2 separate regions of the Homo sapiens genome follow, and region 1 is linked to region 2. Evidence: chromatin contacts called from ENCODE Hi-C or POLR2A ChIA-PET data. All regions are on one chromosome and are shown on one strand. Each heading gives the region's core, a stretch centred on a gene start or an enhancer-like site at or near the end of the contact. The rest is flanking DNA. Distances are from core to core; before and after follow the strand shown.

Region 1 (3,582 bases), core at 1-2,500, 48 kb before region 2:
CAGTCAGGCAAAGTGACATGAACCATGACAAGGACTGCTTACTTTTATACCCATCGATACTATATTCTGAAGCCTCTCCAGCCTCCCCCTCTTTTGCTTATCTGAGAGATGCCAAGTGCCTTCTGGGGAATTGGCTTTTTGCTGAAAATTGCTCTTGGCAATTTGCAGGGACTTAGAGCTGGTTCAGGTGTTTGAAAGATCCACTCGTCTAAGCACAGGGATAGAGCCAGTTTATTATGAAAAGTTTTATCCATCTTCACTCCTCAGCTGTCCCCAAGTTCAGTTCTTCCCCTCCTCCCCAGTATGGCCACACAATCTCTGAGCCCTTCTTTATTGGCTTAGAGGGCCCTTTCCCGTCCTCTGAATTCTCCACTTATGCCCCGTCCTGATTAAGTTCCACTTCACCATGAAGTCTTCCCTCATCCTACCGGACTTCCTCTAACCTTATGCGTCTGTTCAGCAGTTCACTGATTTGCTCCACAAGTATTCATGAAGCTTTTGGTACTGTATCACATGCTGATTGTTTCTGGATTTCATGTGTGTGTCTCACCTTCCCAACCTTCATGAGCAAAGGTTCTCAGCCTGGGCTTCACATTAGAACCACCTAGGGAGCTTTTAAAACTCTGATGCTCAGGCTGCAACCTAGTCCCATTAAATCAGACACTGGAAGCGCATTTTTTTAACTTTGCCTTTTGAGATAATCGTGAATTTGCATGCAATTGCAATAAATTGTACAGAGGGGTTCCTGTACCCTTCACTCAGTTCTCCCCTCCACGTGGCATCATTTTGCATAACTATAGTACAATATCACAAATGGAAAATTGACTGGTACAACCCACCAAGCTTATCCATTCAGATTTCACCAGTTTTTTGCATTGGCGAGTGTGTATTTAGTCTTGTGCAATTTTATCACATGTGTAGATATGTGCCAGCCAAAGGTCTCTCCCTTTTTCACAGGCCCTAGAGACCTGATCTGAGATCGTGCATGTCAGGTCGCTGGAGTCCTCTTCTGGCCTGCTTGCACAGATAGCTATTTGCAGGGCTCGGGAATGAAATTGAAAATAGACCAAACAATGTGACAGTTTTCTCCTGCTATTTTTTCTTCCACGAACAGAATGTTCAGCATTATTTTTTTCTCTTTGTGCAATATTGCAAGTGAGAAATAATCTGATTGGAATGCTGGCTTATGCTGTTTATGAGCCTGCAGTCTCCCACAAGCTGTGCGCAGGGAGCTTTCCCGAGGAGGACATCTAGGGACTTGCAAGATGAAAGGTTTGGGGAGTAGCTGTGGCCACACCCAAAACGCTGGTGAGGCTAGGAAGTAAATGCGTGGTATGCATACGGATGGTACCCCTGGAGGCTTCTCTTTCCTGGGAGTGTTCTCATGTGTTTTGCCTGAAAACTATCAAGGAGTGGCCTGGCCCATTCACACAGGGCCTGGGAAAGAAGGGTGAGCGTGTCTGAGGCTGGGGTACATTATGTCACAGATTTTGTCTGCTGAATAGCTGGGAGGAGAGACGAGCACCTTGAACTACCTGCTTGATTTTGTCAAACATATGGAATTTGAGGCCTAAGATGGACTGGCTGTAGAGAACACAAGAGTCTGGGTGACAGGTAGGAGACAGGACAAAAGGATACTCTTCTGCATCCTCCTAGGGACTCCTTCCTAATCTCAACAGAGAGGACAGGAAAATATAATTGTCAGTGTCACATGGGAACTTAGAGAAAGTGGAGTCCTTTACTTCCTGGGAGACCTTAATCTGAGGATGTTAATTCCTTTTTTTAAGAAACACGTATGGATCATTCACTCTGTGCCTGGTATGAAGCTTGGTTCTGGGGCACAAAGGTAACAAATACACAGACAGACTAGGTAGGCATTTGTCTGTTTAGATGTGGATGAATTTTATTTTATTTTTTCTCCGGGGGTAGGAGGTGGACTGGCGTGGGGTAAGGGAGGAAGTTGATTATTTTGATTTATTCCAACTTACAAATGCCCAGAAGATGTAGGTATGGGACCATCTGATCACAAAGGTCACATTCCTCCCCTTTCATGCCCATGAAAGTATTCTAGATCTCGATTGGATTGTTAGTTACACAGGTGAAGGCATTTGTCAAAAACTCATCAAAGTGTGCACTGAAGATCTGCACATTTCATTGCGTGTACATCTTACCTTAAAAAAATCACACTCCAAACAGAAATGGAAAAGAAGCAGTGAAGCCCCAGTTAAGAGCAGTCTACTTTCATCAGGAATAAAACCTGATTTTGAAATTTCATCCTAACAACATTTTCAGATGCCAGAACCCACTACATTGAATATACCTGTGGCCCTGCAGCTCTGCCCTCCAAAGCACAGATGTGTGACCTTCAGCAAACTCACTGTAGCCCTGCCCAGGTGTGCCTGCTTCTGCTTCTGGAACACTCTTCCCAGACTGCACTAGGACCAGTGTGGTCCCGCCTCCCCCATGAAGCCTCTCTTGATTTCTCCAGTCAGCCGAAGTGATCTTTCCTTTTTTTGTTTCACCTGCATTGACTGCCTTAATATAACGTGACTCTTATTATTCAGAGTCTTTCATTCACATTTACTAAATAAGCCAGCACATATAAAGAGCGTGGAACAGTGCTTGGCACAAAATAAATGCTGAAGAAGTGATCATGACTATTTTTGTTGTTGCTATGTTTTATGCTTATGATCAGTCCCTCTAAGGCCTGTGTCTTTGACTGACATACAAGCTGATATGTCTTGCAGGGACTGGGTTGTGTCCCTTTGGTGACCAGTGTGATGCTGAGCCCTTGCGCCCATTTGAATCCATTTGAATCTGCAGAACTGTGTGTAAATACTCCAGGCAAACTTGAAGCCCGTGGGTGTAATAGAGACGTGACTGAGGGAAATTCTAGCAGGGACCTCTGTACTTTAATGCAGCACCAATCAGATGGCATGGGATGGGAGGGGATGCCCAGGATTCTAAAACCCTTATCCAGCCCTGTGGTTGAGAGGCCTTGAGAAAAACCTGGTGCCAGGGCCAGCTGAGGAGTGGAGGTGGCAGCCACAAAGGCCATCTTTGTGGACAGCCTTTAGAATCTCCTGTGGGTGTCCTGAGGTGGGGTAATAAGATGCCACTTGATGACAACAGCCCTCCCTTTCAAAGTGACACTTGGCAAAGGGGCATCATGACAATGACACCTGCTCATCAGCCCTGTCCACCTCGAGCTGGCGAGGGCTGGGCCACTGTGCTCATTAGGTCGGCATCTGTCCCCACCAGCCTGCCGGCAGCTGATGCTCATTAATCCTGGAGCCCTGAGCCTATTGGGCCGAAAGAGGCTGAGCTTTTAGAGCCATTTATGGCAATGGCCTCAGTGAGTGCTGCTAGATTGATTTATAATTGGGCTGAGGGGCCTCCCTGCGTCCCTGGAGCCCAGGCTCTTAAACTGGGCCAGCCCAGGAGGGTGGTTTTGGCTCACTGGCTTCATGAAAAGGAGAAACGCAGAGCTGGGGTTCCCGTCAGACCGGGCATGGACGGCATCTCCACAGAGCTGACTCCCGCACACCCAGGGCCCTCCTGGCTTGGCTGCCTTGGATGTGT
Region 2 (3,630 bases), core at 915-3,414:
AAAGTTATTTTTATGAAAGGCTCCTGCCTACCACCCTCTGCCATCAGAATAGTCTATTCCCTGATGGGGAAAGAAGAACTGTAGTAGAATAGGAGCAGAAGTGGGAATGTAAAACACTTCAACTCCAGAAAACTGAGCCCTAAAAAGATTTTAGACCCCAGTGGGTTTCAAATAAAAACTCCTCCTGGCTAAATTGTGAGTACCGTGAGTTCACAGGGATACATGTTTGTGGATTTGCGCTCATTCCTGATTTAAACCCCTTAATATGCACAGGCTCAGTGTGCAGTGCACTCACACACACACACACACACGCACACACTGTTGGTGCCCCAGGCTTACAGGCATACACATTTCTGGCTGTAATGATTCAGATGCCATTAATCCAAACCCGCCAGGACAGTTGCTCCTTTGATGTCCCCTTGGGGGAACATTCCAGGAGGTCCCACTCTTACTGATGTGGAACTCTCTGGGGGTCAGTGAGCAATGAGGACATGTGTTGGGGGTTGGACGGGAGAAGAAAACCCTGGGCTCAGGCTCCATGAGGAAAACAGATCTGACTTGAAAAGAATTCAGACTTTCAGGGGTTGCAAAGCTTTCAAGAAGCACAACAGACTTCATTATTGCCAGGCTATGAGGACCTTCCTTGCAGAAAACAGGACAACTGACACCTCATTGCAGGGCTGAGCAAGATACTGCTTGCCCCCCACCTCAAGTTCTCCCCATAATAAATGGAGGAAATTCATCCTTTCTCTGCCTCTCAACCATAGAACCAAGTCATTCATAGACTTATTGGGTCAAATAAGAACAGCAGAGGAAGCTAATGCAGGGATGAAATAAATCATGCTTGTGTTTTTTTGTTTTGTTTTGTAATAAGGTTTTCCTCGAGCTTCAGGAAAGTCAACATCCCAAATAAACAGAACTTGCCAAACAGATATTTCAAGGTGAGATAATATGTATTAGGAGGAGAAACTTCCTAGTGAATATAGGAAGAAATGCAGTTTGTAAATTTCAGCTTTCCAAGCAACTTTTCCAACATATATATATATATATGTTGCATAGAACCGAGTACACAAACCTGTGATTAAGTAATAATGGTAAGATTATAGCAATTGGCATTGCACTGATGCTAAGTTTATACCATAACAATTAGTCCTCAGATGTGATTTAATAAAGGAATAAGCACATATTTAAGAATGGATCTAAGAACAACTTAGAAAGTAATCACAAAAAGTGTTCTGGGATGGAGCCATAAAAACTGGGCCAATAAATCTCAGCCAGCCAACCAGACATTCTGTTATTTGATAAAACTAATAATGCAAAACTTATTGCAATAGCAGAAACGTCATAAAAATGTAGTAAAAATAAACAAGCACATGGCTCTGGCAGAAGAGCTAAAAACAAGCGTGGAAATTGAAGACATCAAAGTATAGCCAAGAAACATCTTGGCAAGTGGGAGCAGGCGACGTTCACATATATTAGTGGAAAATGTTAAGGAATTTGGGATTTTTTTTTCATGTTTGAGCAATATTTTGGGAAGTGATATTTCATACATACTTGTCTCTGTACCAAGATATTTCCCCTCCCAAGATTATTTTGCAACGTACTTGACTGGTGAGGTCTGTTACTTTTATGATGCCTTTTGGTAGAAAGATCTGAAATTTGTACAGCAAAGGGGAGAAGGCACTAAACGTTATTAAGCCTCCTACTCACCACTTTAGCTGTATTATCTCAATTAATTCTCAAAGCAATCCCGAGTGGAAGGAAAGCGTGTTCCTATTTTACGTAGGAGGATGCTGCAGCTTTGAGAAGTTGGTCACAAGTGTCTGGAAACTGCCACCAGCCCGGAGAGTGTTCGCTTCCCCATAGTGTGTGAACTTTTTCCCATATCCCTCCTGTATTCAGGTTCTACCACGTGCCCCTGAGGGTCTTTCAAGGATTGACCAGGCAGGGGATGGGAGGAGATTCAAAGGTCAAGGTAAACTCTGCTTCCAACCCCAAGTCCCCCTTTTCATCACTGTCCCATGAAAAACTCCTGCACCTCCCACTGCCAATCTCGCCCACGGCAGCTTGGAAGCAGGAGGGGGAGGCTGGCCTCCCTCCCTGGGGCTCTACTCACAGTCTGAAGTCTGCTGCCCAGCCTCGGCAGGCACGCACAGCTCTGCACCTCCTACAGCCACCGAGTACCGGAAGCTGGCCAGTCAGGGATGGGCACACGTAGGCGAGAGGGGGGCCTGCTTCGGCCTCTGGGCACTTATCAGAGGAGGAGGAGGAGGAAAAAAGCTGTGTTTTGGATCTGAAAGGGTTACAGGGTCTGCCCAGCCCCTGGGATGGCAGCCAGCAGGGGAAGTGGGGAAGCTGTGAGGAGAATAGCAAGTTTCTCCTTGCAGGGACCCTATTCCAGCTGAATGCAGCCTCCTCGCCCTTAAATCCAATTAAAGGCCGATATTATGTCAGTGGAAATGTATGCCAATCCTAATATAGTCTAATAAGCCTTAAAATAGCACTCTGTAAGTGGAAAGCCCTGTGGTTTAATTTGATTCGCAGCCTAATAACAGGCTTAATAAGAGGGAATTGGCCCCCTTTTATTTTCCAACTGGTCTCTGCATGCTCTTTTCTTCTTTTCTTTCTTTGTCTCCTTTATCTCTTTCTCTGGAACTCTGTGGAATGACCAAGAGAGGCAGGAGTGAGCAGGAGGTGGGCGCATCTTCCCCCACATTGCTTCCAGCTCAGAGGCCTGGTACCTGCTACCTAAGTGTGGTTCTGGGATGTGGCAGGGACTCTAGGTCCTTGGCTGGGTCCTACATGTGACTTGACTCATGGTGCACATGGACAAGGTGCTTCCTGTTGGCTTTGTTGCCTTCCATTGTAATGGAGAAGGTGGATGGGAAGTACCTCAAAGCAGGTATCTTGGGCATGCACCTTTGGATGAGAAAGGACTCATCGCTTTCTTCCTGGGCCTTGGGTCTCCCCTCCCAGGAAGCTGGAGCCAACGGCCATTCTCACACACCCTCTGCTAGAGATGACGGGGTGGCCAGCCATGGGCAAGTCTTATCAACACAATCTGGAAACTGAATCCGCTTTATGGAACTTTGAATCAATTCTTTATAAGGACAAAGGATTCTCAAACATTTAAAAAGCAGAGTTTTTGAATTTAAAGTACTCTTAAAAAACAGCTTTAATGAGATATATTCACATTTGGTATAATTCACCTATTTAAAGAGTACAAGTCAATGGCTTTTGCAATTCAGTAGCTTTTACTATAATTACAGAGTTGCACAACCATCACCACAATCAATTTTAGAACATTCTTATTGCTGCAAAAAGACAGCTCAAATCCCTTAGCCATCACCCTCTCCAGCTCCACATGGCCCCCAGCCCTAGGTAGCCACTAATCTATCTTTCTCTGTACATTTGTCTATTCTGGACATTGTGTATAAAAGGAATCTTATATGTAGCCTTTTGTGTCTGGCTTCTTTCTTACTCAGCATAATGCTTTCAAGGTTTAGCCACATTGTAGCATGGATCAGTACTTCATTCCTTTTCCTTGCCACTAATATTCCATTGTATGGATATACCACATTTTATTCACCCATTCTTTATCTGATGGACTTTTGCATTGTTTCCTTTTTT

The links. Hi-C counts contacts between places; a loop is a spot of excess contacts on that map. ChIA-PET counts read pairs that join two places held with the same protein, here RNA polymerase II (POLR2A).
Region 1: a map of ascending aorta shows a loop between it and region 2 (7-fold over the local background). The contact joins the enhancer-like site here to the promoter of PLXNA4-AS1 in region 2. A Hi-C loop is called at or near these places in 8 of 168 maps with a recorded cell type or tissue (CD8-positive, alpha-beta T cell, DLD1, PC-3 and 5 more). POLR2A ChIA-PET finds 5 or more read pairs at or near these places in 1 of 52 experiments (activated CD4-positive, alpha-beta T cell).

Annotation. Positions count from the first base shown.
Region 1 is chr7:132,398,422-132,402,003 of GRCh38, reverse strand. All of the region lies in intron 3 of PLXNA4 (plexin A4), which reads left to right. Among named protein-coding and RNA genes, the nearest start is that of PLXNA4-AS1, 48 kb to the right of the region's middle. Within about 2 kb of position 1,250, at least 3 of the 41 ENCODE cell types and tissues checked have a DNase peak (open chromatin) inside an H3K27ac peak, as active enhancers do.
Region 2 is chr7:132,350,868-132,354,497 of GRCh38, reverse strand. PLXNA4-AS1 (PLXNA4 antisense RNA 1) reads right to left here and starts at 2,164. Exons shown (of 2, transcript NR_199030.1): 1 at 2,117-2,164. All of the region lies in intron 3 of PLXNA4 (plexin A4), which reads left to right. RefSeq lists enhancers at 1,605-2,139, 2,140-2,675.